Regions from separate parts of the Homo sapiens genome. Here regions 2, 3 and 4 are each linked to region 1. Evidence: chromatin loops called from intact Hi-C (ENCODE). Cell type or tissue: mammary epithelial cell. All regions are shown on one strand. Region 1 holds the start of LOC105372630 (a long non-coding RNA gene). Region 2 holds the start of LOC101929863 (a long non-coding RNA gene). Region 3 overlaps KCNS1 (potassium voltage-gated channel modifier subfamily S member 1). Region 4 overlaps MATN4 (matrilin 4).

Region 1 (8,000 bases):
CTTGCATAGTCTTGGAAAGTGGGGTCTCTGATGCAGAGTTCCTTCACCTTAACGTGGGGATAATAATAACCATCTCATAGACGTGCTTAAAGATATTGAGTGAGATGATCTCAACCCCAGTGCTCAAAAAAAAAAAAGTGCCAGGACAACAAATTTGGAAGTAATAATAATAAAATAATTTTTTATTATGCCTTCTTTGAAAAGGAGGTAAAATACATATAAAGAAAAGCACAGATCTTATGTATTTGCTTGAATGAGATTTGACAAACACATACATATGATTGCACAACGCCTAGATGAACGTATGGAACATTCATCTTGCCTTATGCTCCTTTCAAATTCAGTCCCAGTTCTTCAGGGGCAAATAATATATTGACTTCTAGAAACTCATAACTCACCTGTTTTTAATCCTTACATAATGAATTTATGGAATAACATTACCTTTTGTGTATCGCTGTTATTCAGTGTTTTTGAGATTCATTCTGTTTTGTATGTATCAGCAGTTCATTCATTTTATTGCTGAATAGTATTCCATTGTTTGAGTCTCCACATTTGTTCTTCTATTTATCTGCTGATAAACATTTGGTGTTCCCAGTTTGGGTCACTGTGAATTAGGATATCACATAAGTTCTTGTACAAGGCACAGTAATATATATTTTTAAATATCTGTGGTAAATACCTAGAAGTAGAATTTTCTCCCAGGGTGTGGCTTGTTTTGTTTTGTTTTGTTTCTTAATGATGATGTATTTGGAAGAGCTAAAGTTTTAAAGTGTGATGAAATCAAACATATTCATTTTCCTTTTAATATGAATATTATTGTATCTAAGAACTTTTGCCTTCTCCAAGGCTGCAGAAATGTTCTGTCTGTGATGTCCTTCCCTAGAAGCTGCATAGGTTTAGCATCTATACTAAGGTTTATGGTCCAACTTGATTAACATTCGCATTCCACTCAAGGTGCAGATCCAGATTCCTTTTTCGCAGATGCTCGTTTTTATTAGTTATTAATAATGCTGCTATGGGCATTCATGTGCAAATATTTGCGTGAATACATTTTCAGTTCTCTTGGGTATAATTATGGAAGTGGAATTTTTGATTCTGGTGTGCTATAAGGTTCTAACTATATTATTTTGCATGTGGATATCCAGTTTTCCCAGTATGATTTGCTGAAAAGATGACTTTTTCTACTGAATAGTTTTTCTACCCTTGTTGAAGATAAGTGAATTGACAATGTAATGGTTGATTTTTGGACTCCCAATTCTATTCCTTTGATATATGTGTCTATGCTTATGCTAGTACCACACTGTCTTGACACTGTAGCTTTGCCGTAAGTGTTGAAATATGGAAGTATGAGTCTTCTACATTTGCACTCTTTTTCAAGATTGTGGTTGCTATTCTGGGTTCTATGCATTTACACATGAACTTTAGGATTAACATGTCAATTTCTACAAAAAGTCATCTGTAACTTTATAGGAATTCCATTTAGTTTTTAGATAAAATATGGAAAATTGCCTGCCTAAGAATATTGAGTCTTCAATCCACAAACATGGAATGGCTCTCTATTTTTATGTCTTCTTTAATTTCTTTCATCATGATTTGTTGTTTTCAACAAATGTACATGTCTTGCCATTATTTTCTTAAATAAATTCCTGTGTATTTCATTCTTTTCGATGCTATTGTAAATGGATTTTTTTCATGATGCAATTGAAAGGTATAGGTTGATATTTTGTCCTGCACCTTGATGAGTTGTTTATTAGCTCTAATAATATTTTGGAGTTATGTGGATTCTTAAAAGTTTTCTACATATGTCATCATGTCAGTATTTCATGTATGGGAAATCTAATGGTGAAAAACATGAAGTATTCATATATCTGGGAGTACCTTAATTTTTCCCTAACTTGTGAAGGATAGATTTGCCAAGATATAGAATTCTTGGTAGACCGATATTTCTTTCACCACTTTTAATATGTTCTCTCACTATCTTCTGGCTTGCATGGTTCTAATGATAAATCAGCTGTTAAGCTTATTTATTAGTCATTTTGAGTTATTTATCTCTTGCTGCTTTCAAGAATTTCTCGGCCAAGCGCGGTGGCTCATGCCTATAATCCCAGCACTTTGGGAGGCTGAGGTGGGCAGATCATGAGGTCAGGAGTTAGAGACCAGCCTGGCCAACATGGTGAAACCCCGTCTCTATTAAAGATACAAAAAATTAGCTGGGCGTGGTGGTGTGCACCTGTAATCCCAGCTACTCGAGAAGCTGGGACAGGAGAATCGCTTGAACCCAGGAGGCGGAGGTTGCAGTGAGCCAAGATTGTGCCATTGCACTCCAGCCTGAGCGACAGGATGAGACTGTTTCAAAGAAAAAAGAATTTATTTTTGTCTTTGTCATTGATATTTCCATTATAAATTGTCTAGGTGTGGATCTCTTACAGTTTTTTCTTAGTGTTCATTGAGATTTTTATACATGGAGATTTGTGTTTTAAAGCAAAATCAAATGTTTTTAGCCATTACATCTTCAAATATCTGTCTGCCTCTTTCTTTCTCTCTCCTTTCTTCTGGGATTTCCATTATGCACATGTTTTTCCATTAGATTGTATTACACAGGTCTCTTTCTTTATCGTTCCTCAGAGTGTATAATCTCAATTGACCTATAATTATAGTAGTTGTTCCTCTCTTCTGTCTATTCCTATCTGCTGGTAAGACCCTCTTGTGACTTTCTGTATCAGCGATTTTACTTTACAACCTCATCATTCATCATGAATTTTTTTTATGATGTGAAACTGATTTTTATACTTTCTGTTAATCTTTTTGCCCATGATTTCCTTTAGTTCTTTGAGTATAATAACTGATATCTTTGTCCACTAGGCCATTGTCTGGGATTCCTAAAGGATCATTTCTATTTATTGTTTCCCCTCTTTTCTGTGTATGGGCAGTATTTCATGTTTCTTTAAACATCTCATAATTTTTAAATAAAATTGTACTTTCTACGTAATATAATTTGGCAGCTTTGGAAATCAGAATCTATCTTTAGCATTTGTTTGTGTGGTTTTTATTGCTGAATACTTGCTTAGTAACATTCCTGGACTAATTTTGTAAAGTCTGTGTTATGCATCGTGTACAGCCACTAAATTCCCTGTTTCGTTTGCTTACTAGTCAGATAATGAATGGACACCAATGATCTTAAGTCCTGTAAGCCATAAGTTGGCCTTTTGACTTTATCAACTAGTGAAGTTTTGACACAGTCATGAAGACATTAAGACATGAATTAAATGAGAAAAATTTTTCACGAATTAAACTTAAAGCCTGTGGTGCACAAGGAACTAGATTTTTCATAAATCTAGAAATTATCTTGCTAATAGATCAATATCTGGCTCTTACTTTCTGTCTGTGTGTGTTTCAATGTTAATGTAGTAAAAGTAAACACTTCAAATGCACCCTTATCTGAACATGGCTGTGAGGAGTCGGTTTCAAATGTTCTGGATACACAGTGGGAAGAGGGAAATTGGTCAGTCCTGATGCAGTCCCTGGGAAAAACAATGCCCTCCTATTACCTAAAAATTCGACAGTATAAAGTAAGAATTAGGAAGAGCCAGGACAGTTCTGCAACACCCCGAAAAAAGGAAAATCCATGGGGGCTCTGAAAAATTACACCCCAGAAGTTGTTTCACGTGGTTGCTTCCTGGAAGTGAAAGAAAACAGCTGGTGCTTCCGGGTCAAGTTGAGGCACCTCTGATCTCCAGCCCCCGGAGCCACAGCACCACCTGCTGGTGGGGCCCCGCTAGAGCTGACATAGACAGGTCCAGCCTCCAGGTGCGCCCAATCCCTTTTCTTGCATTATGAAGCTAAGCAGCCTCTCTCAACTCACTGTGACCGTCCCCCTTTGCCTCCTCCACATGGCCCAGCCTGGAGCCCTGAAAAGTGGCGGGTAGGGCGTGGCGACGCGTACTGTGGCTGGAGTTGGGGAGCATTTCCTCTGAGGAGTCCATGCGACGACCTGGCCCTCATGCCTGGAAGTCACTTGGTGTCCCCGACTCACCCTGTGGCATTTTTCTCCAGCTGCACAGAAACCTGAATGTTGCCCAGAGTTTTCTGTTGCCTGCCCTTTCATCCTGTTACCCATGTGCTGGCAGGATAAAATTTGCAAAGGGGTTAAATGGTGTTGCTACTACGAACGTCGGCATTAGTGTATGGAGTCCTGCTGGACTTTGGATTGAGGTTAGGAGCCCCAGATCTGCTGCCCGTGAAACCTTCCTGCAGAAGCATTGTCTTAGAAGGAGTTGAGAACTTCATGTTCCCCTAGAAAATCGTTGTGATCAGAGGTTTTAAATTGGGTCGACCCATAGATCTGCCTCTGGACAATGAAGCAAGACCTCCTTGCTTAGATTATGCACCTTCCATTTCACACAACGGACTTCACCCTTCTCCTCTCTGTAAAGAGGATATTTCAGCAAGATTCATTAAGATCCTCAACAGTTACCGGGTTTTTATTATTTTTTATTCCTATTTTCTACAGCTTATAATAATGAAACACTTTCCTCTTCATATTTACATTGTGAGTGTTTATATAATTTCACACTTCCTTAGGATGGCTTGCCTAGAATCCCTGATCCCCGTCCTTGATTCCTGGATAGCACATGCCAGTGTTCTTTGGAGAATACATAAGAGGATCCAGACAATGGCGTCCTATTGCCTCAAAATCTGCTGGATGAAGTAAAAATGATGAAGAGTTCTGTAACACCCTGAAAGGAGGCAGTCCATGAGGGCTCTCAGAAGTTACATCCCAGTTGTTTCACGTTGTCTCTTCCTGGAGGTGAAAGGAAACAGATGGTGCTTCCGGGTTAAGCGGAGGCACCTCTGACCTCCAGCCCCGGGAGTCAAAACGCCATCTGTTGATGGGGCCCCGCCAAAGCTGACATAGACAGGTCCAGCCTCCAGGTGCCCCCACACCGTTTTCTTGCATTATGAAGCTGAGCGGCTTCTTTCTACTCTCTGTGAACATCCTCCTTTGCCTCTGAATGACCCAGCCTGGAGTCTTGAGGAGTGCAGGTAGGGCCTGGCGACCCTGGGTGTGGCTGGGGTTGGGAACGTTTCCTCTGAGGAGTCCATGGGGTGACCTGGCCTGGAAATCACACATTGGTGCCCACTCATCCTACGGCTTTTTTTTTTTTTTTTGGAGTCTCGTTCTGTCACCCAGGCTGGAGTGCAGTGACGAGATCTCGGCTCACTGCATCCTCCGCCTCCTGGATTTAAGCGATTCTCCTGCCTCAGCCTCCTGACCTATGGCGTTTTTTCCAGCTGCACGGAAACCGGGATATTGCCCAGAGTTTGATCTTGACTGCCCTTTCACTCTCTTACCTATGCGCTGGCGTGATAAGAGTTGCAGGGGGTCAAGAAGTGTTGCTACTACAACTGTCGGCATCAGTGTATGGAGCCCTGGTGGACTTTGGATTGAGGTGAGGAGCCCCAGATCTGCTGTTCTCCTTGCTGCCCCTAACTCCTTCCCTCAGAAGCATTTGTCTTAGAGAGAACTGAGAACTTCCCATGCGTTTAGCAACCGTTGTGAGCAGGGCTTTTAAATTGGGTCAGTCCACGCATTTGCCTCTCTAAAGTGAAGGAGGAGGCTCAACAGACCTCTTTGCTCAGATATGCACCTTCCACTTCACATAATGGGCATCACTCTTCTCCTCTCTATAACTCTCTATAATGTCGACATTTCAACAAGATTATCTCTAAGGTACTCAATAGTTACTGGATTTTATTATTTATTTTCAAATCCTTTTACTTACAGTTTACAATCATGAAACATTTTCCTCTTTACATTTACATCGTGAGGTAAGTTTATAATTTCACAATTCCTTAGGATGGCTTGCCTAGAGTCCCTGATCCCCAGTCCCTGACTCTTTGGCAGCACCTGCCAGTGTTCTTGTGAGGAGAATACCTAACAGGAATCACGCCTCAATGCCCCCGGGACACAAAACCATGTGCCCTGTACATTTTGCATCTTCCTATATCTCTGGTTTCCTGTTCTCTCCCAAGATGGAAAGCCCTTCTTAACCAGGACTGAGGAGACACAAGTGCTACAGGCTCAGTCTGGGATAACTGGTCTCCATGTTGTCCATGATCGCTCAGGCCCAGAACTTCCTTTTAGCAAGAGTTAAATGCTTCTTACTATGATAACAAGACGAAGAAATAAAGCGTTGTATATTTAAAACTCTTTGAAAATCTAAGTCTGCTGGATTGATCTCTTGCTCTCCCTCTCTACTCAGCCATGTTGCATAATCCCTTAGGAACTGTAAAATGGACAGAGTTACTGTTTCACATTTAGTTTCATCAATTCCTGCACTTGTGTTTTTCTGATATATTTGTCTCTTTCAATATCTCCTGACACTCAGATTCTCTGTTGGTCAGATTCCAGGTGCATTTTGGAGTTAAATTCTCTGGGTTTGCATCCTATGAATGGCATGCCGATTAATCCTGTAATGGAAGAGCAAGGCATTTTTGCTTCAGTTTTTCTGGTACTACTGCTGGTGGCCTTTCCAAGTGTTGAAGTAATATGATCTGCGATTGGATTTGGAACTTAGGGTCAGAAACTGAGCAAGATGTACTTTAGTTCTAGGTACTTTCATTCCTAAAAATTGAGCCACCCTAAATTAGGAGAACAAAATCCTTGTGGTTCAGCCTACATCCCTTGAGTCTTTGCTTGAGGGTTGGGCCCTAGGTCTACCTAATAATGAAGTGTAATTAGCCATGAATTTTCCAAATTTATAACTCTGTGCTTCATTCTTCCTTAACTCCCACAAATGTTGCAGAGGTCTGGGAAAGTAATTTTCCAAAATTTTATTTATCTCTGACAAGTATCTTAACAATTTTGAAAAACTACTTTTTCCCAAGCATGTTTTAAACTGACATCTAATAATTTTATCATCATTGCATAGTTTCAAGAGATAAAAATTTAGGTATATGATAAATGTTGTCATTTAAATCAAATGGGTATCTTACTCTATGAGGTTTCTAATAGAATCTAACTACAATGTTCATTTGTTAGTAACATCTATTAGGGAAGAAAAAAAACATGTCCTTTTTCCTCATCATCTCTCTATCTTTCACATCAGAGAGGAGCTACCCTCTCTGCAAGAGCTTCGAAGAGAGAAGCTACCCTTTCTGCGAGAGCTTCAAAGACCAGCAGACATCCGAACACCCTGCCTGCAGAGAGGAGCCACCCTCTCCAGGGCCCCCTCTCTGTTGAGAGCTGAATACTCAAGGGATGATCTGCCTACAGAGAGTAACAACCCACTACAGGTCTCCTCTGAGCTCTTCTAACACTAAATAAAGCTCTTCTTCATCGTCTTCACCCTTCACTTGTCTGTGTACCTTATTCTTTCTGGATGCAGAACAGGAACTCAGGCAAAGGTGCCACCAGCCACAGAGGTTTCTGGAAAGAAAATGAACACCCCAAAGATCATGTAACACTTCTACTAATTTGGGTTTGGCTTGTTCTTGCTTTTCTAGTTTTTTGAGATGCATTGTTAGGTTACTTATTTGATATCTTTCCAGTTTTTTTATGTAGGGGCTTATTGCTATTAACTTGCCTCTTAATACTATTTTTGCCATGCTCCATAAGTTTCGTTTTTTTGTATTTCTACTTTTGATTGTTTCAAGGAATTTTTAATTTTATTCTTAATTTCTTTTTTCATCCACTGGTCATTCAGGAGCATGTCGTTTAATTTCCATATATTTTGTATAGTTTTGAATGTTCCTGTTGTTATTGATGTCTAGTTTTATTTCCTTGTGGTCATATAAGATACTTGATATGATTTTGATTTTTTAAAATTTTTTGAGACTTCTTTTGTATTTTAGCACTTGGTCAATCCTGGAGAATGTTTCATGTGCAGATACAACAAAAGTGCATTCCATAGCTGCTGGGTAAAATGTTTTGCAAATGTCTGTTAAGTTCATTTGATCTATAGTACAGTTTAAACTTGATGCTTCTGGGTTAATTTTCC
Region 2 (8,000 bases), 91 kb before region 1:
CTTTATTGAATTTTTAATTTCATTCATTGCATTTTTCAGCTGCAGAATGTCTGTTTGATCTTTTAAAAAATGGCTTTACTCTCTCTATTAAATTTCTTATTTACTTTTTCTGATTTCATGAATTATTTCTCTGTATTAGTATTATTTTTTGAAGTTCATCAAGCTTCCTAAGAATAATTAGTTTGAATCCCTTGTCAGACAGTATTATATTTCTCCACTTCTTTGAGGTCAGTTATTAGGAGATTATTGTGTTCTTTTGGTGGCATTATATCTCTTTAATTTTTCATATTTCTTGTTCCCTTATGTTACTATCTGTGCATTTGAAGAAGTAGGGACTTATTCCAGGCTTTTCAGACTGACTTTGTCTGGGAGAGCCCTTCCCCAGTCAATCTGTCCAGAGATTCTGGGGAGACCATTGAGTGTGGTCTTTGGGCAGGTTTGAGTGCTTGGGCAGCCTAGCCTGGTGCCTGGGTCAGCAGGTGGGTGGACGTGTTACCTGGGTGGGGTTGGGCCTGGAATCTGTATTCACAGGAGCTAGCCTGAAGCCTGGGTCCATGGGGGCTGGCTTGCTCTTGGGGTGGCCCTTGAGCCTGAGTCTGAAAGGGCTGGCCAAGTACTGAGATGAGCCTGAAACGTGGGTCTACTGGAGCAGGCCTGTAGCCTTAGTCCAAGGGGCCGGGCCTGGGTCCTGGGTCCATGGTGTCTGACCTTGAGCATGGGTCTTCAGGGATGGTACTGGATCCTCAGTGCATGGGGAACTGGCCTGGTATTTGGGTCTACTGGGATGGGCCTGGATCCTGGGTCTGTTAGGGCAATCCTGGACCCTTTGTCTTCTGGACTCTGAGAACACAGAGTCTGGTCTAGAGTCTGGGTTTGGCCTCATGTTGTGGCAGTTGTAGTTCCTGGGTCTGCAGGGGCTTGTCTGGATCCTGGCATTGCAGATGCTGGCCAGTTTCCTGGAGACGTGTGTGCTGGCTTAGAGCCCGGGTCTGTGGGGACCTGCCTGGAGCCTGAGTTTACTGGGGCTGACCTTGGGGGCTGGGTGTGTGGGTGCTGGCCTGGAGGCTAGGTTCACAAGGGTTGTCCTGGGTCCTGGCCATAGGGGCTAGCCTGGAGCCTGAGTCTCTGGGGGCCAGTCTAGTGCTGCGGTCTACTGAGATAGGCTGGACCCTGGGTCTACTAGGGTTTGGGGCCATAGGGAACATCATGGTACTGGCTCAGAGACAGCTAGGGACAGTACTTTTGCCTCAGAGATCACTGAAATTATTCAAACTGGCCAATCTTGAGACACTTACCCTGCCTCACCTGCTCCTTCTTGCAGGAACCACAGAAAAGGTTTGCCCACATTTCTCCCTCACTCCCTCTATCTCTTGACTGAAAAAGGTGCTTTCTATGTGCCCCCCTGCCCTACCCTTCCCATGGCAAGGTGTGGCTCTCCTTTGAGATATGTGAGTATAACAAACTCTCTTTTAAAAGGCAGTAATCTCCTGATATGTTCGCTTTGTCATACCTAAATAATATTAAATACCTAAATAATATTAAAACCCAATTTTTTAAAAAGGAGCTTGGAAGGCAAAGGACTAGAAAATCAGTAGCAAGGATGTCTGTGGTAGGGAAAGAGGACCAAAATGTGAGGAGACATTTACTGTGAAGACTTGTGTATTACATATTAACACCTGCTGGGAAGCATCTATGATAGATTAGACCCTGACAGCCAAGATGAAAAACTCAACAAGTTGACATTAACCAGCTTTCTTTTTTCTTTTTTTCTTTCTTTCTTTCTTTTTTTTTTTTTTTTGCGACAGGGTCTAGCTCTGTCGCCCAGGTTGGAATGCAGAGGTGCGGTCTCCCCTTACTGCAACCTCTGACTTCCAGGCTCAAGCCATCCTCCCACGTCAGCCTCCCAAGTAGCTGGGATAACTAGCCTTCATCACCATACCTGGAGAAGTAACTGCAACACAAGGTAGAGGACAGTGGTGAGCATGGAAATGCACTGCTTAGATCTCCTGCTGCTTCAGGGTGTGCAACTGATGGATGCCCCCAGCTACTGTCCTCTGCATCTGCCACTATGTCTGTGCAGAAGTCATGGATGCTTCCATCAGGTTACTCCCAGCCAATGACTGAGTGAGGCCCGAACACTAAGGCAGGCTCATTCTGAGACCTGGGCCTCTTCTGATAGGTGACTTCAGTTCAAGCGTTGTCTTTCAGCCTGACTGGCACTTTACCAATGTTGTAATTCATTCTGAGACTCTTCCTCCTTCCTTCTCTCCTCCCTCAGAGCAGGCAGCCCTGCATCATGGTCTCATGCTCTCCTTGCCACTTTGGCTACCTCCCTTTGTCCCTCACAGGCATTTTCCCTGACACACACTCTTGATTACCTAATCCTGTCTAGGTATCTGCTTTTCAGAGTGAGTCCTAAACAAACCTACTCACCTATAGTTTTGGTTTGAATAGTTCAGGAAATGTTGAAAAAAGGGAGAAGAAGAGGAAGAAGATGGGAGAAAAGAACATGCTTTTTTTTTCCTTAATAGTTATTACTATCAAGTCAAGATGATTAAATTCCGTTAGAAACATTAAAAAGATTAAGGTTGCTTTTTAAATGAAAGGACAATATTCATCATATTCTTAAAAGTTTATTCTTTGTAACTATTATGCAATTATGATAAAAATGTTAGATGTCAACTTAAAGCATGCTAGGGAATAATTGGCTTTTCAAAATTTGTTTATAATAGTTACAAATAAAATTTTGGAAGACTTGTCCAGACTTCTACTACCTTTGTGGTCCTTAACTAAATGTGAAATATTAATCATATCCTTTTTTCAGATCCTAAGGGAAAAGCCATAAAGGATGGAGAGAGAGACAGGGAGAGAGAGAGGAGATCCAGCAGTCTTACAGATTTTTCTGTGGTTTTAAATATACAATGCTTTATCTCTTTGTCTTCTTGTCATATTAACAAGCATTTAACTCTGAAATGACATCTTGGGCCTGGGAAGATCATGGACAAATTGGAGACCAGTTATCCAAATCAGAGCCTGTAGCACCAGCGTCTCCTCAGGCTTGGCTAAGGAGTTTCCACCTCGAGAGAGAAGAGAGAATCAGGGATGTAGGAAGGTGAAAAGGTTCAGGGAAGGTTCAGCCTGGCTGGTACTTTGTCAATGCCAGGTGACATGGCATTGCAGGAGACATGAATTTGTGTCCTGGGGCACTGTGGCAGAAATCCTGCTAAGTACTCTCCTTCACAGAAAACTGAGATATGCTGCCCCAGAATCAGGGACTGGGGATCAGGGACTCTAGGCAAGCCATCCTAAGGAATAATGAATTTATAATCCCTGACCTTACAATTTAAATATGAAGAGAAAGGTGCTGTGAAAGGTATCGTGAAAAACTAAAATAATAACAATAAAAATTCAATAACCCTTGAGCAACTTAGAGATTATCTTGTCCAAATGTCCCCTTCATACAGAAGAGAAGGGTGATGCCCCTTATGTGAAATGGACAGTGCATATCCTGAGCAAGGAGGTCTATTGAGCCACCCGCTTCACTGTTCCGAGGCAGATCTGTGGGCCAACCCAACTTGAAAGATCTGATCTCAATGATTTCCAGGGGCATGGGCAGTTATCAACTCCTTCTAAGATGAATGCTTCTGCAGGAAGGTTTCAGGCGCAGCCGAGAAGGGCAGATCTGGGGCTCCTTACCTCAATCCAAAGTCCACCAAAGCTCTGTACACTGATGTTGACAGTTGAAGAAGCAATACTTCTCGATCCCCAGGCAGGCTTTATAGTGCAGCACACAGGTAAGAGGGTGAAAGGGCAGGATAGAGTAAACTCTGGGCAATATCCAGGTTTCGGTGCAGCTGGAGAAAGATGCCACAGGGTGAGTCGAGGGCAACCATAAGTCACTTCCAGGTATCAGGGCCAGCTCGTTCCACGGATTCCTCAGAGGAAATGTTCCCTAACCCCACCCACACCCAGGATTGTCACGCCTTACTCACTCACACTCTTCAGGATTCCAGGCTGAACCATGCGGAGGCCAAAGAGGACGGTCACAGAGAGTAGAGAGAGGCTGCTCAGCTTCTTGGTGCAAGAAAAGGGCGTGGGTGCACCTGGAGGCTGGACGAGTCTATGTCAGTTCTGGCGGGGCTCCACCAGCAGGCGGCGCTGTGGCTCTGGGGGCTGGAGGTCAGAGGTGCCTCAACTTGACCCGGAACCATCAGCTGTTTCCTTTCACCTCCAGGAAGAGATAACGTGAAACCATTTGTGCGGTATAATTTATGAGAGCCCTCGTGGACTGCCTTTCTTCAGGGTGTTGCAGGGCTGCCCTGGCTCTTCCTTATTCTGACTTTATCCAGCGGCTTTTGAGGCAATAGGAGGGCATTGTCTTTCCCCAGGCTTGTATCAGGTCTGACCAACTCCCCTCGTCCCAGTGTGTATCCAGAACAATTGAAACCCACCCCTCCCAGCGGTGTTCACATATGGGTGCGTTTGGGGTACCACATCGAAGTTGAAACACACACAAAGCTAGATATTGTGCTATCAGTAAGATAATTTCTAGATTCATAGAAAATATAAATGCATTATGAACTACAGAGAAATAAGTTTCAGTTGCGTTATTAGTGTTTGCTCCTTTAACTCCTGTCTTTATGTTGCCATGACTCTGCAAAAACTTTATTTGTTGATAAAATTAAAAGTCTAACTAGGTTATTTTGTAATGTGACCCCTAGGCTAAATAACCGTTCTGCCTCTCTGCACTCCTGTAAAAGTGTGTGATGTACCTACTCACTTGGTGGCTGAGAACATAGCTATCAGTAATGGTGAGAAATGGGTTATGAGTGCACACAGGAAAATTGGTACCTGATGTGGAAGGTAGAGAAATACTGAGGAAAAAGCTCTCTGAAGCAGGTGTTCTATCTATCTATCTATCTGTCTATCTATCTATCTATCTATCTATCTATCTATCTATCTATCATCTGTCTATCATCAACATCATCATCATCATCCTTTCCTCTCTTTCTAGTGCAATCTGTGGTTACCTCCTAGCTGTGTGTCTTTTTGCTGTTTTATGACACAAAGCTGGAAAGTTGATATATCTTTGAGGTAGGACAGTAAAGGTATATTGCTGGCCTTGCCAGCTGAAGGCAAATTGCTTCTGGTGGGCCTTATGGACAGGAATGGAGGAAAAGGCATTTGCCAAGTCAATGGCTGTACACCAGGTACCAGGAAATGTGTTAATTTGCTCAAGCAATGAAACCATATCTGGTACAGCAGCTGCAATTGGCGTCACCACTTGGTTAAGCTTATGATAATCCACTGTCAGTCTTTAAGATCCATCTGTGTTCTGCCCAGGCCAAGTGGGAGAGTTGATCGGGGACGTAGAGGGAATCACCACTCTTGGGTCTTTCAAGTCCTTGAAAGTGGCGCTAATCTCGGTAATCCCTCCAGGGATGTGGTATTGTTTTTGATTTACCATTTTCCTAGGTAGAGGTAGCTCTAATGGCTTCCACTGGCCTTTCCCACCATAATAGCCCTCACCCTACCAGTCAGGGAGCCAATGTGGGGGTTCTGCCAGCTGTTAAGTATGGCTATGCCAATTACGCATTCTGGCACTGGGGAAATGACCACAGGATGAGTCCAGGGGCCCACTGGACCCACTATAAGTTGGACCTGAGCCAAAACTCCGTTAATTACCTGATCTCCATAAGCCCTTACTTTTGGTCCTGGAGGACCACAATGATGTTTTGGGTCCCCTGGAATCAACGTCAGCTCAGAGCCAGTGTCCAGTAGTCCCTGAAATGTCTGATCATTTCCCTTTCCCCAGTACACAGTTCCCCTGGTAAAAAGCCAGAGGTCTCCTTGGGAAAGGATGGGAAAAAGATTCACTGCATAAATTGGTCATAGGGTAGTGGGGTCTTTCCTCAAGGGGCCCTGGCCTCCCCTTCATTCAAGGGGTTCTGGGTCTGTAAACTGGTTCAAGTCTGGAAATTGATTGAGGGGCCATGATTCTCTGCTTTTATAATTCAAATTAGTCTTTTGTCCATTCGACCTAGAAGTTTTATGCTTGTATAAATTAAATAGGAATGCAGTAGGCCTCCTATCAATTTCACTTTTTAGGAACACTAGGATTAATTAGCCAGTGCCAGAGCTCTACATGAGTCAGACTGATTGCTGCTTTGCCTCTGCTTTCCATTATGGTAGCTACACCCACCTTGCCTTTGACAGTTGAGTGCTGCCACTTGGCTCCTGCCACCTCGGGCTTCAGTTATTCCCATTGTATTTAAGTTTTGTAGTTAAGTGACTGCGGTTCCCACTGTTAGATCTGACATACAGAAAAGAGCAAATACAGGGCTCTTCAAAGATGAGGGTGCTGACCTCACAAATCGATTTCACAAGGCATTGGTCAAGGGTGTATCTTCTGGACCCTCCCAGCTGGGATGAGTAGGTCTAAAGTGACTAATTCGCTCCAGCATCCCAATCTCCCTAAGCCTTTGGATCCCTTCCTCTACATTAAGCCAAGGGAGATCAGGCATTTCCAGCTCATTCACAGTGGGCCATCTTTTAATCCATATTTCAGCTAAACAAGCAAATAAACTATTAGAACCTTTTAAAACTCCCTGAGCTGCAACATTAAATGCAGAGTCCCTACTTAGTGGGCCTAAATAAAGAAATTCAGCCTGATCCAACTCTATGTTCCTTCCACCATTATCCCACACCCCTAATATCCATGTCCATGCCTGTTCTCCAGATTTCTGCTTATATAAATGAGAAAACTCAAGCAATTCTTTTTGAGTGTAGTGCATCTCCTCATGGGTCACACTCTCAACCTCACCTCTAGGGGCCTGCTGGGACTTTAGTCTACTTATAGTTCTAGAAGCAAACAGGGGTGTTGGGGGTGGCTCCTGAGGAGAATCAACATTATCTTGCCTGGCAACTGCCTCAGGGGAGGCCATCACTGTTGTCTCAGGCAGCACAGGGTTTATCTCCCCAGACAAAGGTGGAAAGGCTGATGGCAGCACAGGTCAGCGAGGTGATGTTGCCACTACTGGGGATGAGGAAGCTGTTTCTTCTGGCAAAAAAAGGTTCATCAGAGTTTACAAACTCAGTGTCCTCAGCTTCATCAGGGTCCTCCCACATGTCCCCATTCCAAGTTGCAGGGTCCCATTCTTTTCCAATCAATGACACCTGGCGAGGCTGTGCATGCACCTTTTGTTGCAGGTCAGCCACTCACATGATAAGAGCTTGTGTCTGTTTTTCCACAATTTCAGCTCTTTCTCTAAAGGAGATAAGACTCTCAGTCAGGGCAATCTTAGCAGATTTGAGACTCAGTATCTGCTTCTGAAGCTGGGAGATAGAATCCCTGAGTTCATCATTTTCTTTCATCACTTCGTCCACTGAACTTAGGAGCAACCAACCAGCTTCATTATGTTCCTTGGTTCTCCACATATGGTCAAAGGTATTATGTATAGAGTCACTAAACTCCTTGCCTCTCACAAGCAGTGAATCAGGAGTGTCAAATGTGCTTATTTTGCATAACTCTCTAAACAGTTAATGCCAAGGACTATCAGTGTTCTCCATACTACTATTAGAACTAGAGTCCTTAGAATTTTTTGTTCTAATCATATTAAGCAGCAAACTCCAGAAACCCCAAACCAATGAAAGAACTCCATTTTTAATATTCTGTTCCTCTAGAACCACTCTTGGTACCAAAATCTGTATTAGTCAGGGTTCTCTAGAGGGACATACCTAATAGGAGGTATGTATATATATATATATATGGAGTAACTCACATGATTGCAAGGTCCCACAATAGGCCATCTGCGAGCTAAGGAGCAAGGAGAGCCAGTCCAAGTCCCAAAACTAAAGAACTTGGAGTCTGATGTTCAAAGGCAGGAAGCATCCAGCATGGGAGAAAGATGTAGGCTGGGAGACTAGGCCAGTCTAGTCTTTTCACATTTTTCTGCCTGCTTTATATTACAGCCACACAGGCAGCTGATTAGTTGGTGCCC
Region 3 (8,000 bases), 130 kb before region 1:
CAGCTCTTCCTTTGGTCGGGTGAATTTCACAGATACCCTTCTGTAGTGGGCCAGATGGTGGCCCCAAACACCTGTCCATATTTTAATCTCTGGAACCCGTAACTATTACCTTATTTGGGAAAGGGTCTTTTTGCAAATGTGGTTAAGTTAAGGATCCTGAGATGAGGTCATCTTGGATTATCCTGGTGGGCCTAAATGTCATCAAAAGTGTCCTTGTAAGACAGAGGCACTGGAAGACTTGACATACACAGACACTGAAGTGAGATCAGAGGCAGAGACTTGAGTGATGCAGCCACAGCCAAGGAAAGCCAAGAATGGTGGCAGCCACCACAAACTAGAAGAGAAAAGGAGAGGGTTTCCCCCTGGAGTCTCCAGAGGGAGGGTGGCCCTGCTGACATCTTGATTTTGGATTTCTGGCCTCCAGAACTGTCAGAGAATACACTTCTACTGTTTTAAGCCATCAAGTTTGTTTGAATTTGTTACAGCAGCTGCTGGAAACTAATATATCTTCCAATAAATTCATTTTTTGCTTGATGTCAGTTTGTTGCTTATACCCTCAAACTCTAATTGTTAACAGTCATTCATCACTTTAATTATTTTATAAATTACCCTTTTTGACCAAGTTTGTTCCAACTGAATTCCTGTCACTTGCAACCTGTTCTGGCTGGCACAACCACAAAGTTTGTGCCAAATCCAGGACTGGAGCCTGAGAATGTGGATTCCAAGTCATTCCACATATTGCCCACCCTCTCCAATCACTCAGACAGCATGTCAGGGAGCCATCTCCATACAAGCAGAAACACGTCCTGGGGCCCAGCTCTTTATTTGCATAATGGTTTTCACTGATACATGGGAAGGGGAGCGAGTTGTTGCTTTTCTGCCAGGACCACAAACAGCCTCATGGTAGGCTCAGGCCAGATGATTCCCTCTTGAGCTTTCTCCACATCAGTATTAGGGACCTGTTTGTAGGGTCAGAAAATATGGAAGCCGTCGGGTTTCTTGGTGTGTTCTGCAAGACCATAAGGGTGCTACACGCAGCCCTTCTGATCTGCCCCTAACCTGGGTTCAGCTGGGCCTAGATGTAAGGAGCAGAGTGTGCAGAAGGGCTGGTATGTGTGTGGTGAATTCAAGGGAGGCCCTTTGCTGCTTAGCTCCATCCTCTGTTCCAATCTGGAGACCCAGAATCCATGCGTATGTAGGGGGCCCACTATGTACTAGGCCCTGTGTATGACACACACCTTCACACATGCCATTCTCTCTGCTTGGAGTACTCCCCCCTGGAACCTCATTTGCTTAATTAGCAATTTATCATTTGGATGGCAGGTTAGATTGTCACTTGCTCAGGAAAGCCTTCTCACTTTCTCGGGCCATGGTCCCTGATACATTATACACACCTGTACTTAGTAGAGCTCGCTATATTTATGTGATTATTGCATTAGAGTCTATCTTCCCTACTAGTCGGTAAGCTTCATGAGTATAGGGATATATTTTTCCACCACTGTATCTCTTGAGACTAGTAAGCAGCCCATAAGTCAGAAGCCAGTATATCAGAGTGGCTGGGCATAACACAACGGCATGTGTGTCTGTTTGTGGGTGGCAGCGGGGGAGACACTATGGGGAACCTGAGAGTGCATGCCTCACGCAAAGGCATTCAGATTCTTAAAATATAATAAAAACACTGTTGGACTAAGCCGAAACATGACTGCAGGCCACACATGAAGCCCCAGTTTAAGACTCTTCCAACGGGTATTTGTTGAGTGAGTGAGTGAAGAACCTACAAGGAATATATTGTAAAAACTTCAAGAACCAAGCAGGGACAGGGCAGGCGGAGCTGAACGGACCTCCTTTTCAGTCTTGTTCACACCTTTTTGAGGGCCAGGTCTCTCTCTGGCTATCTTTTTTTCCCCCTCTGAGCTTGGCACCCAGTGGGCTGTAGGAATTGGTTGATCTATTCAACATTTACCAAATACCTACTCTGCACCAAGCCCAGAGTTCAAGCAGACAATGTCTTCCATCTTGAGGCTCAGGGTGATGGGACAGAGATAGCCACAGTCAGACAACAACAGCACAGTGCTGGGTGCTGTAGCCACAGTATGTGGAAAGGGCTACTGGATCCCCTCCTCTGACTTTCTCAGCAAGTGAAGAGAAGATTCAGCAGGTGGGTATGAGAGATATGCCCCCAGCAAGGGTGAGGGGGCTGGAGCTGGCCAGAAGGGAGAGGACTCTCACACATGGGCCTGGATGGGTACTCTAGGTAGGGCTGGACAATGTAGGGCTGGACGTCTGTGTGATGGGCAGAAAGGAACTGCCAAGGTCAGACTGTTGGGGGAGGGTCTTAGAAGCCAGTATTCATATATGTCAGCCCTCTGAACATTTCAGAGCTGAGCTGGCTTTAAGTTAGAGACCCCTCTGCTCTCCTTGGCTTTCATTGCCCTCTGGGTCACAGATTCTGACCATTTGACAGAGGGGCTGGAATCTGGACTTGGGGGCAGGGATTGGACCACTTTACACAGCAGGTCTTGGCGCAGCTAGGTTGTCTAGATCTCAGGCCAGGGGCCCTTCAGATTTTCTTTCTCTCACATCAGCCCTGGGAGGAAGGTCGGAAGATTATTGCTTAGCAAATCTTGCATACCAGCTAAAGAGGCAAGTACAATGCTATGGTACTTCCTCCCAGGACTCATCCTCCTTCCCTCCAGGACTCATCTTTGATTGCTGACTCCTGTTGGATGCTCCTAGAAAGGAACCACAGCTGAGATCCAGAGCTCCTATATCCAAATCTCCTGTCTGGACCCTTCCCTGGCTCTGAAAGGGATTTCTTATCTTGTGGATCAACTCTGGGGATCCATGAATCACCAAAAAACACACGCAAACTTCATGAGGGCAGAAGAAAGATGGAGTTGATGGAGCATTGCTCCAGGCACACCAACAAGCCCAGATTCCAAACCTGACTCTGCCACTTCTAATTGTGACATCTGGGAGAGGCATCGCTCATCTCTTAGCCTTGGTTTCCTCATCTGTGAAGTGGGGATAATTCTCTTTCTCCAACACAAGGCCAAACATGACCTGGTTCATGTACAGGAGGTGCTCAGGAATCATTAGTATCCTTTCAACTTCCTCCCTCTGGCTCATGCCTGCTTCATGAATGGCTTGGAGGCAGGTTTATAAAGCTTTCTGAGTTGCTTGCAGAATCTCACAGAATCTAGGGTAGCACTGTCCTGTCCTGGGCCTTTGGAGGAAGGAATGCAGCTTTTGAATCTCATTTCTCAGGACAGCATGAGTGATCCTGGGAGGCTCACTACCATGAAGAACTTTAGCAGGGGAGGAATCTCTACTGTAGGGGCATGGCAGGGGGTCACGGATCCCTGGTTTTAATACATCTGAGGGTGTGGAGGCTCACTGGGGGCCTGGCTCTCTAGATCTGCAGACTGTCCCTCCTGAGAGGTTTCTCGGGATGTCTCCAGAGATGCCTCCGACACCCCATCAATGCTGCTCAGCAAGTCCTCAAACTCTTGGTGGTTGCTGTTGCGCACGGCTGCCTCCAGAGCCTTCTGGCGCCGGTAGAAGTGGGAGAACTTGTTGAAGATGATGGTGATGGGGAGTGCTACCACCAGGATGCCCCCTAGGATGCAGCCTGAGGCTGCCAGCTTGCCAGCCACCGTCACTGGCACCACATCCCCATAGCCCACGGTGGTCATGCTCACTGTGCCCCACCACCAGCAGGCTGGGATGGTGTTAAAGCCCACGTCCTCCTCCTTTTCAGCTGTGTAGGCCACACCAGAGAACACTGACACACCCACAGCCAGGTACAGCAGCAAGATGCCCACCTCACGGTAGCTGTGCTGAAAGAGAATGTAGAAAGCCAAGTCAGAGTGGATGGGCTTACAGTCCTGGTATTAGGCATATGGGGAAACTGAGGCCCAGAGAGTATAAAGGACAGGTCCAAAGTCAGCAAGATAGAGCTGGTGCTAAGGCCCAGGTCCCCTGACTTTAAACTAAGACCTTTCAACTACAGTTGGCAGCAAAACCCCCTGGTATTGCGCACAGGCCTAAGTTCTATTGTCCAAGGTATCTGCTAGGCTACAGCTGTTTTTTCCAACTCCGGGGTTACTGGTGGCACCACAGCCAGGGAATGAAGAGCTTGTGATTTTTACACTGTTGCAGAACCAAGAGAACCATAGTTTATATTCCACAATGCAAAGAGTTGGTTTCATGTACTTTTGACTGGTCTGAAAAGTATAAAAATATTTTTTGCTCCTCCAGGAAGCTGAGAGGACATAAGTCCCCTGGACCACCCACAGAATTCACTTTCCTATGGCTGTGTATGTTTGCTTTGTCCCTGAGGCCAAGCTCTAGGGCAGTGATTCTCAAACAGGGTGGTTTTGCCCACCACCTCCCCGCCTCCACCCCGCAAGGGACATTTGGGAACGTCTAGAGACATTTTTGGTTGTTGCAACTGGGACAGGTGTGCTACTGCCCTCTAGTGGGTAAAGGCCAGGGATACTGCTAAACATCCTAAAATGTACAGGGCAGCTCCCACATCAAAGAATTACCTGGTCCCAAATGTCAGTAATGCGAGGCTGAGAACCCCTAGTCTAAAGCAGAGTCTCTCCAACTTTAATGCGTGCAGGAATCATGCAGGGGTCTTGGCAGAACGCAATCGCATAGTCTTGGGTAGAGCCAGAGAATCTACATGTCTAGAAAGCTTCCAAGTGATGAGAAAGCTGCTGGTGGTCAGGGGCCTCACTTTGAGTAGCAAGGCTCTCATCTGGAGTATATTACACCTGCATCTTAGACCCTGGCAGCTCTGATTAGTAATACTCTTCTCCCCTACTGAAGACAAAGCTAGTAGTGTCAGGCCCTGGCTCTCTGCATGGAGGGGACAGGGCAGCGTTCTGGGGCACAGGGATCTTCCCTGGGGAGATGCTGAGCTCAGGGGGTCTGCTGAATGTAATTCCTTATACCTGCCCACTGCCCTAGGATTCTGCCTAGGTCATCTGCCAGCACCCAGTATCCTGAGGGCATACAAGAGGCTTTACTAAGCCATGGGTGGAAGGGATCTTTCTTTTAGCATTGTCTGGGGATTATCAGTAGGGTCGCATGGAGCTTTAGGAGAAAGAACATGAGGTGCTGGAGCCAGGCACAGGTGGGTTCTTCTCTGGGTTCTACTGCTTATTGAGGAACCTCCAACAAGCACTGTCACCTCTGGGAGCCTCAGTTTCCACCTCTGCAAAGCAGTGACAATAACCCTTACCTCTGTTTAAACCTCTCACGAGCTCTCCTATACCCTCGGGACCAAGTCCAAAATCATGTGCCAAGACTTCATGACCCTTCGGTGCCCTGCCCCGCTCGACTCTTCAATTTCATCTCTGGGAATCTCCTTCCCTCCATGTCCTCCTCCCAGCATTCATCCTGTTCTCTCTCCAGGCCTCGGCACACGCCGTTCGCCTTGCCTCCCTCTTCAAACCATGCTAATTTCACCCCCCTTGAGTGCAAGCTTGCCAGGGCAGTGATTCACCCACAATGCAGCACCTGGCACAAGGAGGATGCTCAGTAAACTGCAACCAGGCTTTACAGAGCCAACCCTTCAACCTCAGCTTCTTCATCTACGGGAAGAGAATAAATAATAGCATCTTCCTGAGGAAGTTCTCCTAAGGACTAAATTGATAATGGATGTGAAATTGGCACAGATTTAGTGCTCAGTAAGTGTTAGCTCCTGGGGCTATTCCTAGACTTTACCTATTAAGAGTGACCTATGGTTATCAGAGCCCCCTGATAGTGCCAGAAGAAAGGCTCTAGCAGAAAGCCAGTTAGCATCCTGCTTTGCGCATCTTTGTGATATATATAATTTGATGTTTGATAGATATATCAAAAGTGATCTTTGTCTTTTTTCTTCGTTTTGAAAAAGAAAGACAAGCAAAGCTATGCCCCAGTTTTCTCCCCAGGAAAAAGAGATAACGGTAAGCCCTTCTTCACAGGGCTGTTGGGATAGTCACACTGCATGTGAAACGTACACCTGGTGTGCAGCCCTGTGCCTGGCACAAAGGACGGCATCTCAGTTGAACGTTAAGCCTGGACTCGGCAGGCTTGTAAGTTCACCTGCTAACCTGCCGGATGGCTACACCCGCCCACCCCAGCTCCAACCTGGCCTCAGAGGCCGTACCTTGAGCGTGGCTCCCAGCGAGCGCAGCCCGGTGGAATGGCGCGCCAACTTGAGTACGCGGAAGATGCGCATGAGGCGGAACACCTGCACCACCTTGCCCAGGTGGCCGAACTCCTTGCCGCCCTGGTCGCCCAGTGCCACACCAGCCAGCAGCGTGAGATAGAAGGGCAGCACAGACACAATGTCGATGAGGTTGAGCGGGTGGCAGAAGAAGTTGCGCGTACTGGGCGCCAGCAGGAGGCGCGACGACACCTCGAAGCTGAACCAGGCGATGCAGAAGTACTCGAGGCGTCGCAGCACCGGGTCGTCGCGCACGCCTTCCGGGCTGCGGCCCGCGGCCACCGCAGCCACGGCGGCCGCCGCCTCGCGGGCCTGGTACTCGGGCAGGCTGTGGATGCACATGGCGGCGATGGAGGCGAGCACCACGCTGATGGAGACGCAGCTGAAGAGCTTGCTCGGCAGCGAGTAGCCCGGGTTCTCCATGGTCAGCCAGAGGCGGCGGCGCAGGCGGCCACAGCGCGCCGCGCCATAGCGCGCCAGTTCTCGCTGCACGTCGGAGATCTCGTCGGGGCACGGGTCCACGCTGCTCGGCGTGTCGCTGTCCTCGTCCCAGGCGTGCGGCTGGGTCAGCCGCCTCTCCAGGTAGCGCGCGCGGCAGCACGCGGCAAGCGCGTTCTCGCCTAGGCCCCAGTAGTCGGCCTCCTGGCCAAAGGCGAAGACGCACAGCTCGTCGAGCACGTGCAGGTGGCCAGTGCGGTAGAAGTGCAGCAGGCTCAGGAAGAAGCCCGGGTGCCGGTCGAAGTAGAATTCGCGCGCCGCCTCGTCGTAGTCGTCGCACAGGCGCCGCGCCTGCTCCTCCGACGCCGCGGCCTGCAGGCGGCCCAGCCGCGTGCCCGGGAAGCGCGCCAGGGCGCGCGCGCTCAGCTGCCGCCGCACGCCACCCACGTTCACGCGCAGCGCCTCGTCGCTTCGCCGCCAGCGGATCCCGGTGTCGGGGCCCGGGAACTCGCTCACAAAGGTTTCAGTGCTCCTCCCTGCGGACACCAGAAGGGCGCGCTGAGGAGTTCCCGGGCTTCCCTTCCTGGAAGACCAGGTTAAAATCCCCTCCTCCATCCAACCAGCCAAGGGGTGTTGGAGGCTGTGTGTGAAGCATCTGGTATGCAGGAGGCGCTCAGTAGATGTCAGGTGCCCTCTGGACTCAGAGTCAGGCCTGGCTTTGACTATCCTTCATCCCCATCATTTGACTTTGGCCAAATCACTGACCCACCCCACCCCCATTTCATTTTTCTCCTTTGGAAAGTAAATGCTGAGATCTACCTGGAAGGATATGAAAGCGATGGAATCGCAGGATGTCCTGGCACCTAGTGGGTGCTCACATAGGATGTCTCCTTTTCCAGGACAAACTTGGATTTATTTACACCAAAGGTCTACTGTGGGATCTTGGGCCCGCCAGCCCTCTGAACCTGTTTCTTCTGCAAAATGAGGATAGTAACACTTACCTCCTAGGGGTGTTGGCAGCACCACTTTAGACCGGAGGTTCTCATAGTGTGTTCCCCGGACCAGCAGCATCAGCATCACCTGGGAATTTGTCAAAGATGCAAATTCTCAGCCTGCCATCGATTTACTGAATCGGGAACTCTAAGGGTGGGGTCTAGCACTTTGTGTTCTAACAAGATTGGAAAGTGATTCGGCTACATAGTCAAGTTTGAGAGCTCCTGCTTTAGATTATGTAAAGCATCTGTAGAGTCAGCCAGACCTGACCTTGAATCTTGACTCTCTTGTGTCACCTTAGGCAAGTAACATCACCTCTCTGAGCCTCTGTGAAATGGAAATAAAAATA
Region 4 (8,000 bases), 61 kb after region 1:
AGTAGATCCAGGGTGTGGCCCAAGAATGTTCATTTCTAACGTGTTCCCAGATGATGCTCATGCTGCTGGTCCAAGATCACACTCAGAACCACAGCTCTACCCTTATGGGCAGCACTGTACAACTTTTTTTTTTTTTTTTTTTTTTTTTTTTTAGATGAAGTTTCGCTCTTGTTGCCCAGGCTCGAGTGCAATGGCGTAATCTCGGCTCACCGCAACCTCTACCTCCCGGGTTCAAGCGATTCTCCTGTCTCAGCCTCCCGAGTAGCTGGGATTACAGGCACCCGCCACCATGCCCAGCTAATTTTTTATTTTTAGTAGAGATGAGATTTCACCACATTGGTCAGGCTGGTCTTGAACTCCTGACCTCAGGTGATCCATCTGCCTCGGCCTCCCAAAGTGCTGGGATTAACAGGCATGAGCCATCGCCTGGCAGCTCTGTACAACTTACAGAGCATGTGCACGTTACCTGGTCTCATCTAGTCCTCCCCACAGCCCTGAGAGAGAAGGGGGCAGGCAAGGGCAGGGCAGCTATACCTGCTGTGTTGCTAAGGGGAATGAGGGGTGCCCACCTCGCCGCAGCCTGCCATGCCCCAGTTATCCGGTACCCACCACCCCTCCACCATCAGCTCCCACCACACTACCTCACCCAGTGAATGCCAGCTCACAAGCCTTCTCTCCGCCCCAGAACTTCAAGCTTTGTTTATCCCAGAAGGCCCCCACATCTGCACTCTCTCCCCCTGGAACAATGGAAGGCTGCCTCCCTCTCAGACCTCAGTTCAAATTTCGCCCCCTCAGGGAGTCTCCCTTGACCACCTCACTTAATCACCTCTCCCCTTTCCAGGTGTCCTCTATACCTGTGATGAGTGACGCAGTGGCCACAAATCACATGGGGCTATTTAAATTTAAATTATCTAAAACAGAACTTAAAATTCAGTTTCTTGGTCACATTAGTCACATTGACTGCTATGTTGGACAGCAAGGATATAGAACCTTTCCACCATCACGGAAATCCTGTGGACAGCGCAGCTCTCTACCCTTACTCAATTTCATCATCTTCCCAGCAATGATCACTAGTTGAAACCTTATTCATTTACTGACTTGTTGTCTGCCCTCTCCTAGAACACAAGTTTCTTAAAGACAGTGTAGGACTCTCTTTTTCACCACTGAATCCCCAGTGTTCAGCACAGTACCTAACATATTCCCAAAGCAGGTATTCAAGAAACATTTACTGGGAGGGTATTTTGGGGGGCAACTGCCAAGATTAGGAATTGGAGTCCTGTAATAGGGAACAGGGGTCACTCAGATTATCTTGTTCATCTGGGAGAAAATACACCTCAATTATTATCTGCATAGTGTAGTTAGTTGTTAGCTTTTTTCTGTCTATATCCTCTATTAATTTCCATCCTCATCTCAGCTGCTGGGAAGAACACGCATGCCCTGGCTGCCTAGAGAGGGATAAACAGCAGCAGTTCCATTCACCGCTTCAGGAAAAAGAACCATCTTGGACCTGGGAAAGAGCAGAGCAAGGGATGAGGTGGGCTGGAGATGGGATTGTCCATGGCAGGAGGAAGAACAGAAAGAAACAGTGGCTCATGGATCCGGGAGTTTTAAATGAGCTTGGGATACCCTAGAATGAAGAATCAGTGCCCAGCTCTGGACTGACACAGTCTGGACTTAAGTCTCTGCTCCACGGCTTATTTGCTGTGCAAATTACTTTCTGGGACTGGGTTTCTTTGTCTGTAAATTAAGAATAACAATATATTTTTCTAATTAAGATGGTTATGGGAATTAAATGGGTTCTTCATAAGTCCTTAGAATTTCAGGCCCTTAGTATATGTTCTTTTTTATCACCTTTTCCAAAGCCCCAGGGCTGCCACTCACCTCCCGCAACAAAAAAATTGCTTCCCAGCAGTTGCTCCTCATACCTCCCCTTCCAGCCTTCCCTCTCCTCTCCAGCACATGTCTCTGGACTAAAACCCTTGTGACTGAACCTGCCTTCTCTGCCCAGCCCCTGGTGACTCCTAACAAACTTGTAATGCTTGCCCTGGCATTCACATTTGCTTTCCCATTTGCTGTTTCTCAGCTTAGCTCCTCACGTCCGCTCATGTGGGGCGCAAGGTCTAGTACACGCCCACACCCAAGATCCTGAGACCCTAGTCTGCTCCCCTGCCTGGTGGAGGACACTGAGCCCTTGCCCAGCACTCATGTCCATCACCAGAAGCTTTGTGTCTCCTTTCTTCCTCTGATCACTTGTGCAGTGTCACCCAGGAGCTGGGAGAAACAAAGATTCCTGGGCCCCACTGCAGGATGCTGCATTTTAACAGACCCTCAGGTGATTCATAAGTCCATGAAGTCTTGTGGGTTAGAACCACTAACCCACAAGCCCTTGTCATGGGATGCAGCATGATCCACCTGGGGGACTGAGGGCGACTGTCTTCTCCAGCCTCACCCTCCCCACATGCCCTTGAAAAGCCACTCGAGTCCTGTGCCCAGGAGCCCTCTCCTCCTTTATCATCTGCGGAATGTCTACCCTTCCTTGCTGGTGCAGCTCACTTGCCACCTCCTCCAGGAAGCCTTCCTGGGCTCCATAAAGCTGAGCTGCTTATGCCCTCCTCTGTGTATTTAACAGCAATTTGCTTTTCATTGTGTGATGTGGCCGAACTTCTTCATTGGGCCTGGGGATCTGAAGCCACGCCACTTCAAATGAGTGGGAGGGTGTGGAAAAAGGGCAAGTAATGGCCTGCAGAGAAAGGGGCCCTTCCTGATCATCCACTGTGCATGTTCACATTCATCAATGACTTCGCTCTTTCCTTTTAACCTATGAGGTTGGCGTTGCCCACAGGTTTTTTTTGTTGTTGTTATTGTTTTGTTTCTTGGTTTTGTTTGTTTTTGAGACGGAGTCTCCCTCTGTCGCCCAGGCTGGAGTGCAGTGGCGCGATCTTGGCTCACTGAAACTCTGCCTCCTGGGTTCAAGCGATTCTCCTGCTTCAGCCTCCTGAGTAGCTGGGATTACAGGCACATGCCACCATACCCGGCTAATTTTTGTATTTTTAGTAGAGACGGGGCTTCACCATGTTGGTCAGGCTGGTCTTGAACTCCTGACCTTGTGATCCGCCCGCCTCAACCTCCCAAAGTGCTTGGCATTACAGGTGTGAGCCACCATGCCTGGCCTGCTCACAGGTTTTACAAGAGGGGACACTGAGGCAAAAGTGTCCCATGGAGGCTGTGCTGCTGACAAACGGCAGAGCGGCTCCTGCCATTCACCTGCACTGTATCTCGGGCTTTGCTTTGGTCTACTCCATAAACTTCCTGAAAAAGGTTTCTTTGAAAAAGTCCAAATTTGTCCCTAATAACTGAAGGGTAGAAATGTGAAATGGGCCTACTCTGGGATCAAGACCACCTGGGTTCAAACCCTAACTTGGAAGCTCTGGGCCTTGGGCAACTAACTGGCCTCTTTCAAGTTCAGTTTTCCCTCCTGTAGGTTGAGAGGTTTCAACGAGACAACACAGATGAAAGGCACAGCCTGGCCCCCAGCATGCAGGCCAGTGTTTGGTAATTGATAGTTTTCTCTCCTGTTTCACTATCCTAGGTCCAAAGAACCAGAAGAGTAGACAGTCCTTAGAGACAGCAGCTGTGCCGGCTGCAGAAATGGAGAGAGCTGTGAGCTAGAATAGAAGAAGAGAAAGGCCAAAAACCACGGAGAAACAGAGCCAGACAACACAGAGGTGAAATTCAGAAAGCGAGTCCAGCACTTGGCTGAAGTTACAGGCCCTTCCTGCCCTGCCCTTTCCCACCCAAGGCCATGCCTAGTTCATGTTACTAAGTCTAAGAAACAGCTCCAGAAGTGGCATCTCTGCTAACCACTAGGGAAGATATTGTCGTTTTTTAATGATTCAAACTCTCCAGGGAACCAAGAAGGCTGAGGGCGCTGAGTTCTCTCCACACACCTGGGCTCAGGACTCCCCCAATATCTACGTGCTTTATTCCTGATCTTAACAGGCTCTGAAAGCCACATAAACCCGTGCTTGCCTGGGTACCAAAAGACCCGGGCCCGGGGGTCTTTGTTCGGGCTCGGTGCCTTCTCCATCTAAGCTTTCTTGGCAGTGTTACTCTCCTCACACTGTTACTTGGGTTCTCACTTTCTGTTCTTGAGTTAATGGATGTTTGTTTTCCTGAATTCACGGGTCCTTTGTAAGTCTTCTATCCCATAACGTAAGATGGGGGTATAAACAAAGAAGCAAGCGCTAGCTGACCTTATGTGGGGCATGGTTAGGGAACAGGAATTCCCTGTATCCAGCAGGGTTAAGCTGGTAGGAGGAAAGGGAAATGAGAGAAAGGAATCAAGAAGTGAGAAAGGGAACCAGTACCTGTCAACACCAACACACACCTGGTAAGTAGCAGGGCTGGTCTTCAAATCCAGGACTATGGGGCCACTGCATGGGAACAGAAGCAGCTTGTAGACTTCGGTGGTGGGGCTGCCAGAGTCGGGGAATTAAGGGAGGACAGGCTCTGCAGCCCAAGTGCCAGATGCCAACGGCCTGCGAAGGCTCTAGGACCCAGCTCCAAATCAGTGCTCCCGGCGCCATCCAGTGGCCATTAGGGAGATTGCAAGAGAAAAAAGCATGAGAAAAGAAACCCCAGAGAAGCCAGTGCCTGCCAACTCCAGGGAAGAGGAAGGAAGGAGCCTGGCCTTTGCCCTCAGTGCCCCCTATCAGTTGACTACCCTGCTCCAGTTTGACCTCCCCACTAGGCTTCTTCCTGGTGCAACTGATGTTTTCTCTCTGTGTGACCTTGGGCAGGCAACTCTGGCCTCTAGGCCTCAGTTTCCCCAACTGTAAAATGAATGGTAAGGCAAGGTGAGGTCACATGCCAAGTCCATAGGTCTTTAGCTCATCTGATCCTCATGGCCAGGTAAGATGATCATTCCCATCCCCCCATACTCCAGTCCCTCCTGACCACGCATAGTTCAAGCTTCACTCACCTGTAAAGTCTTCCATGGCCTCCTGCGGAAATTCCAGCCACCGTTTAAGGATCACCTCTCCAGGATTTCTCCCTCCTCTCATCTGAAGTTCCCTCTTTCTGCAACAGTCAGGTGGACCTCAGCCCTTCTAGCCCGGAGCTTCCTCAGCTCAAGAGTTTTTCTCAATCATCAGTTTCTCCCTCTTCACCAAGCCTAGCAAGGTGCCCGGCACAGAGTACTTAAGAGCAGCTGCTCTGAAGTCAGTCAGCCTGGCTTCAAGCCCCATGTGGTAGGCAGAATGGCCTTCCCCACAAAGATGTACACATTTTAATCCCCGGCACCTGTGATTTCACCTCACACGACAAAAGGGACTTTGCAGATGTGGTTAAGATAGAGAGCTTGAGGCTGGGCGCGGTGGCTCACGCCTGTAATCCCAACACTTTGGGAGGCTGAGGCAGGCGGATCACCTGAGGTCGGAAGTTCAAGTCCAGCCTGACCAACATGGAGAAACTCTGTTTCTACTAAAAATACAAAAAATTAGCTGGGAGTGGTGGCATACACCTGTAATCCCAGCTACTCAGGAGGCTGAGGCAGGAGAATCGCTTGAACCCAGGAGGCGGAGGTTGCAGTGAGCCGAGATCGCACCATTGCACTCCAGCCTGGGCAACAAGAGCAAAAACTCCATCTCAAAAAAAAAAAAAGATAGCTTGAGATGGGATTATCTTTGATTATCAAGGTCATGCCAATATAAACAGAAGGGTCCTTATAAGACAGAGACGGGAAGGTCAGAGTCAGAGAAAGAGATGTGCTGATGGAAACTGAGTCTGAAGTGATGTAGGGCCATGACCCAAGGAATTCAGGTAGCCTCTAGAAGCTGGAAAAGGCCAGGAAACAAAAGCCTCTAGAAGGAATAAAGCCTTGCCAACACATCTTAGACTTCTGACCTAAAAACTGTAAGGTAATAAATGTGTGTTGCTAGCCACTCAATTTGTGGTAACTTATTAGAGCAGCCATAGGAAACATCCTGGTTCAGCTTCGTACTGGTTATGTTACTGTTGGAAACTTAACCTTTCTGTGTCTCAGTGTCCTCATCTGTAAAATGGGGATGATAAAGGCAATAATTCTTATTTCACTGGTTCCAAGTATAAAATGAAAATACCTGCAAATCAGTTACAATAATGCCCAACACTAAATATGTTAGCTGTTACTATAAGAACAGTTAATAGCTACCATTAATTGAGGGATAGGTACAAGGCACATGCCTTAGAAGAATGTCCTTGATTCTCCCCATCACGCTTGGGGGTAACAATTCCAGTCTCCACTTTGCAGATGAGGAAACAAACACAAAATAATTTTCCCCAAATCACTCTAGGACTGGAAGCATTTTAAACTTCGTTGTTTCTTACATGCACTCGGGAAATGGTACTGGTTTGTGTTCTTTGCTGATAGAGGTGTTTTGGGAGGGGTTGATAAGATGACAGAAGGAAGGCCACAGGCTGGACAGACAGGGGTCCTAGCTGATACCTCCTTCTCTTCCTACCTAGTGCAGGAGAGAGTTAAAATCGGTCAAAGCTCATCTATCCACTCCCACCCCATCCATTTAGGGGTTCAATTACTGCCTCTCACTTTCCCACCAACGCCACCCCCGCACCCCTTACCAGCGCTCAGTACTAGCAGCTTTTGAGCCAGATTTGGGGGCATCATGGGATAGGCGTGGCCGGGAGCGAAGCGTTCAGTCCGCTGGGGAATGGAGTGGCGCAGACTTACTCAGACCCCAAGGATTCCTGTTGAGCCCCCTCCCTTCCCGCAGCCTGCATAAGGAGCCATCTGTTCTCGGCTGAATAAACAAGCAGGGGGAAGCAGCGCCGGGTCTCCTGCCCCCGAGCCCGACCCCCGCACAATGCGCCTTTCTCCAAGGAGACGCCGCCCGGGCGCCGCCACAGCACGCTCCGTCTGGCTTCCCCTCCCCCAGGCGGCGCAGCAAGACCCAAAAACGGACCCCGTGGAAATCAGTTTTTTTTATTTTTTTAAGAACACAAACAAGAAATCCAACAAAGAACTGAGCGCAGCACGCGGCGAGGGCGTGCCGGTCTAGCACGTGCCCCTTCCCTCACCACCCGCTATCCCCCTGACGCCGCAGTCCGCCTAATGGTCCGGGCGAGGCCAACTCAGCTCAATGCCGGAAGCCCGCCAGCGCCTCCGCCCCGACAGCCCAAGCCGGACGGGCCCAGGTTCTGCCTGGCCCCGGCGCACCGATGGCGCGCAAGGGGCACCGTCCGTGGTGCCGCGCCCCAGCCCGGGTCTGGGCCGTCCGTGGCCCTCACTTCTGGTTGGCCAGCTGGTTCTCCAGATCCTCCAGGCGCGCCGTCAGCTGGGCCAGTGAGCGGTTAAGGAGGCCGTTGGGGTTCGCCGAGGTCCCTTCACTTTCCCTCCAGCCCGCGCCACCAGCCCCAAAGGATATGGTTCAGCGTCAGGCTCTCGAGCGCCCCCAGCGTGCGGCCCTGGAACTCCACGAGGCTTTCGCATTCGCATGGGCTCCGAAGCTCTGTCCCTGCGCTGATGCCCTCCTCTGCAAGCCGGACACAGAGGGTCAGGGGGATGAGAAATTGCCCTAGCTTTGGCCCTCTGATTTCCCTGCACTGGGCCTATGGTTGAGTATATGGGCTTTGGATTTAGAGAGACCTGGGCTGAGTCCCAAGCTAAGTAGCTGTGAGATACTGAAAAACTCACTAACCTTTCTAAGCTCAGTTTTCTCATCTATAAAATGGATATAATGAAAGAGTGTACGCATTAGTGGCTTCGAGGATTCATTCACCTGTGTACGTGTGTGTGTGTGTGTGTGCTCACGCACAACTTACAAGACTGTTTCTCAAACCTTAATGCTCATTGGAATCATCAGGAGAGCTTGTTAAAATATAGATTCTGCTTCAGAATGGAGAAGAAGCTCAGAAGGTACATTTCTAATAAGCTCCCAAATGATGCTGATGCTCCTGGTCTGTGGACCACACTTTGTGTAGCACTCTCCAAATAAAATTTTATG

Evidence for each region. Hi-C counts contacts between places; a loop is a spot of excess contacts. Peaks named below come from ENCODE experiments on the same cell type or tissue, not always from the same donor. Only the 100,000 strongest peaks of a DNase experiment are listed, where the experiment ranks them.
Region 2: it touches region 1 in a loop (13-fold over the local background); 7 of 110 quality-filtered maps call a loop at or near these places.
Region 3: it touches region 1 in a loop (11-fold over the local background); 2 of 110 quality-filtered maps call a loop at or near these places.
Region 4: a loop joins it to region 1, with 6 times the contacts of the local background. A loop is called at or near these places in 10 of 110 quality-filtered maps.

The regions. Positions count from the first base shown.
Region 1 is chr20:45,225,984-45,233,983 of GRCh38, forward strand. LOC105372630 (a long non-coding RNA gene) reads left to right here and starts at 4,854. Exons shown (of 3, transcript XR_936763.3): 1 at 4,854-5,043; 2 at 5,293-5,450. In mammary epithelial cell, a CTCF peak has its summit at 3,764 (motif pointing left); no DNase peak of the experiment used is centred here; H3K27me3 peaks cover 525 bases.
Region 2 is chr20:45,134,821-45,142,820 of GRCh38, forward strand. LOC101929863 (a long non-coding RNA gene) reads right to left here and starts at 4,209. Exons shown (of 3, transcript XR_936751.3): 1 at 3,997-4,209; 2 at 3,697-3,854; 3 at 2,618-3,077. RefSeq lists an enhancer at 4,023-4,082. In mammary epithelial cell, a CTCF peak has its summit at 4,160 (motif pointing right); a DNase peak (open chromatin) is centred at 4,011.
Region 3 is chr20:45,091,502-45,099,501 of GRCh38, forward strand. KCNS1 (potassium voltage-gated channel modifier subfamily S member 1) reads right to left here. Exons shown (of 4, transcript NM_001322799.2): 2 at 7,660-7,738; 3 at 6,161-7,194; 4 at 1-3,839. The coding sequence starts at 7,735. The coding sequence ends at 3,369. Among named protein-coding and RNA genes, the nearest start is that of KCNS1, 5.6 kb to the right of the region's middle. In mammary epithelial cell, CTCF peaks have their summits at 4,482 (motif pointing left), 6,388 (motif pointing right) and 7,215; no DNase peak of the experiment used is centred here.
Region 4 is chr20:45,286,487-45,294,486 of GRCh38, forward strand. MATN4 (matrilin 4) reads right to left here. Exons shown (of 10, transcript NM_001393530.1): 9 at 7,422-7,529; 10 at 6,964-7,339. The coding sequence ends at 7,281. It overlaps LOC105372630 (a long non-coding RNA gene), which reads left to right. Exons shown (of 3, transcript XR_936763.3): 3 at 3,590-3,866. Among named protein-coding and RNA genes, the nearest start is that of RBPJL, 16 kb to the right of the region's middle. RefSeq lists a silencer at 7,342-7,401. In mammary epithelial cell, CTCF peaks have their summits at 4,596 (motif pointing left) and 7,444; DNase peaks (open chromatin) are centred at 4,575 and 7,325; H3K4me3 peaks cover 862 bases.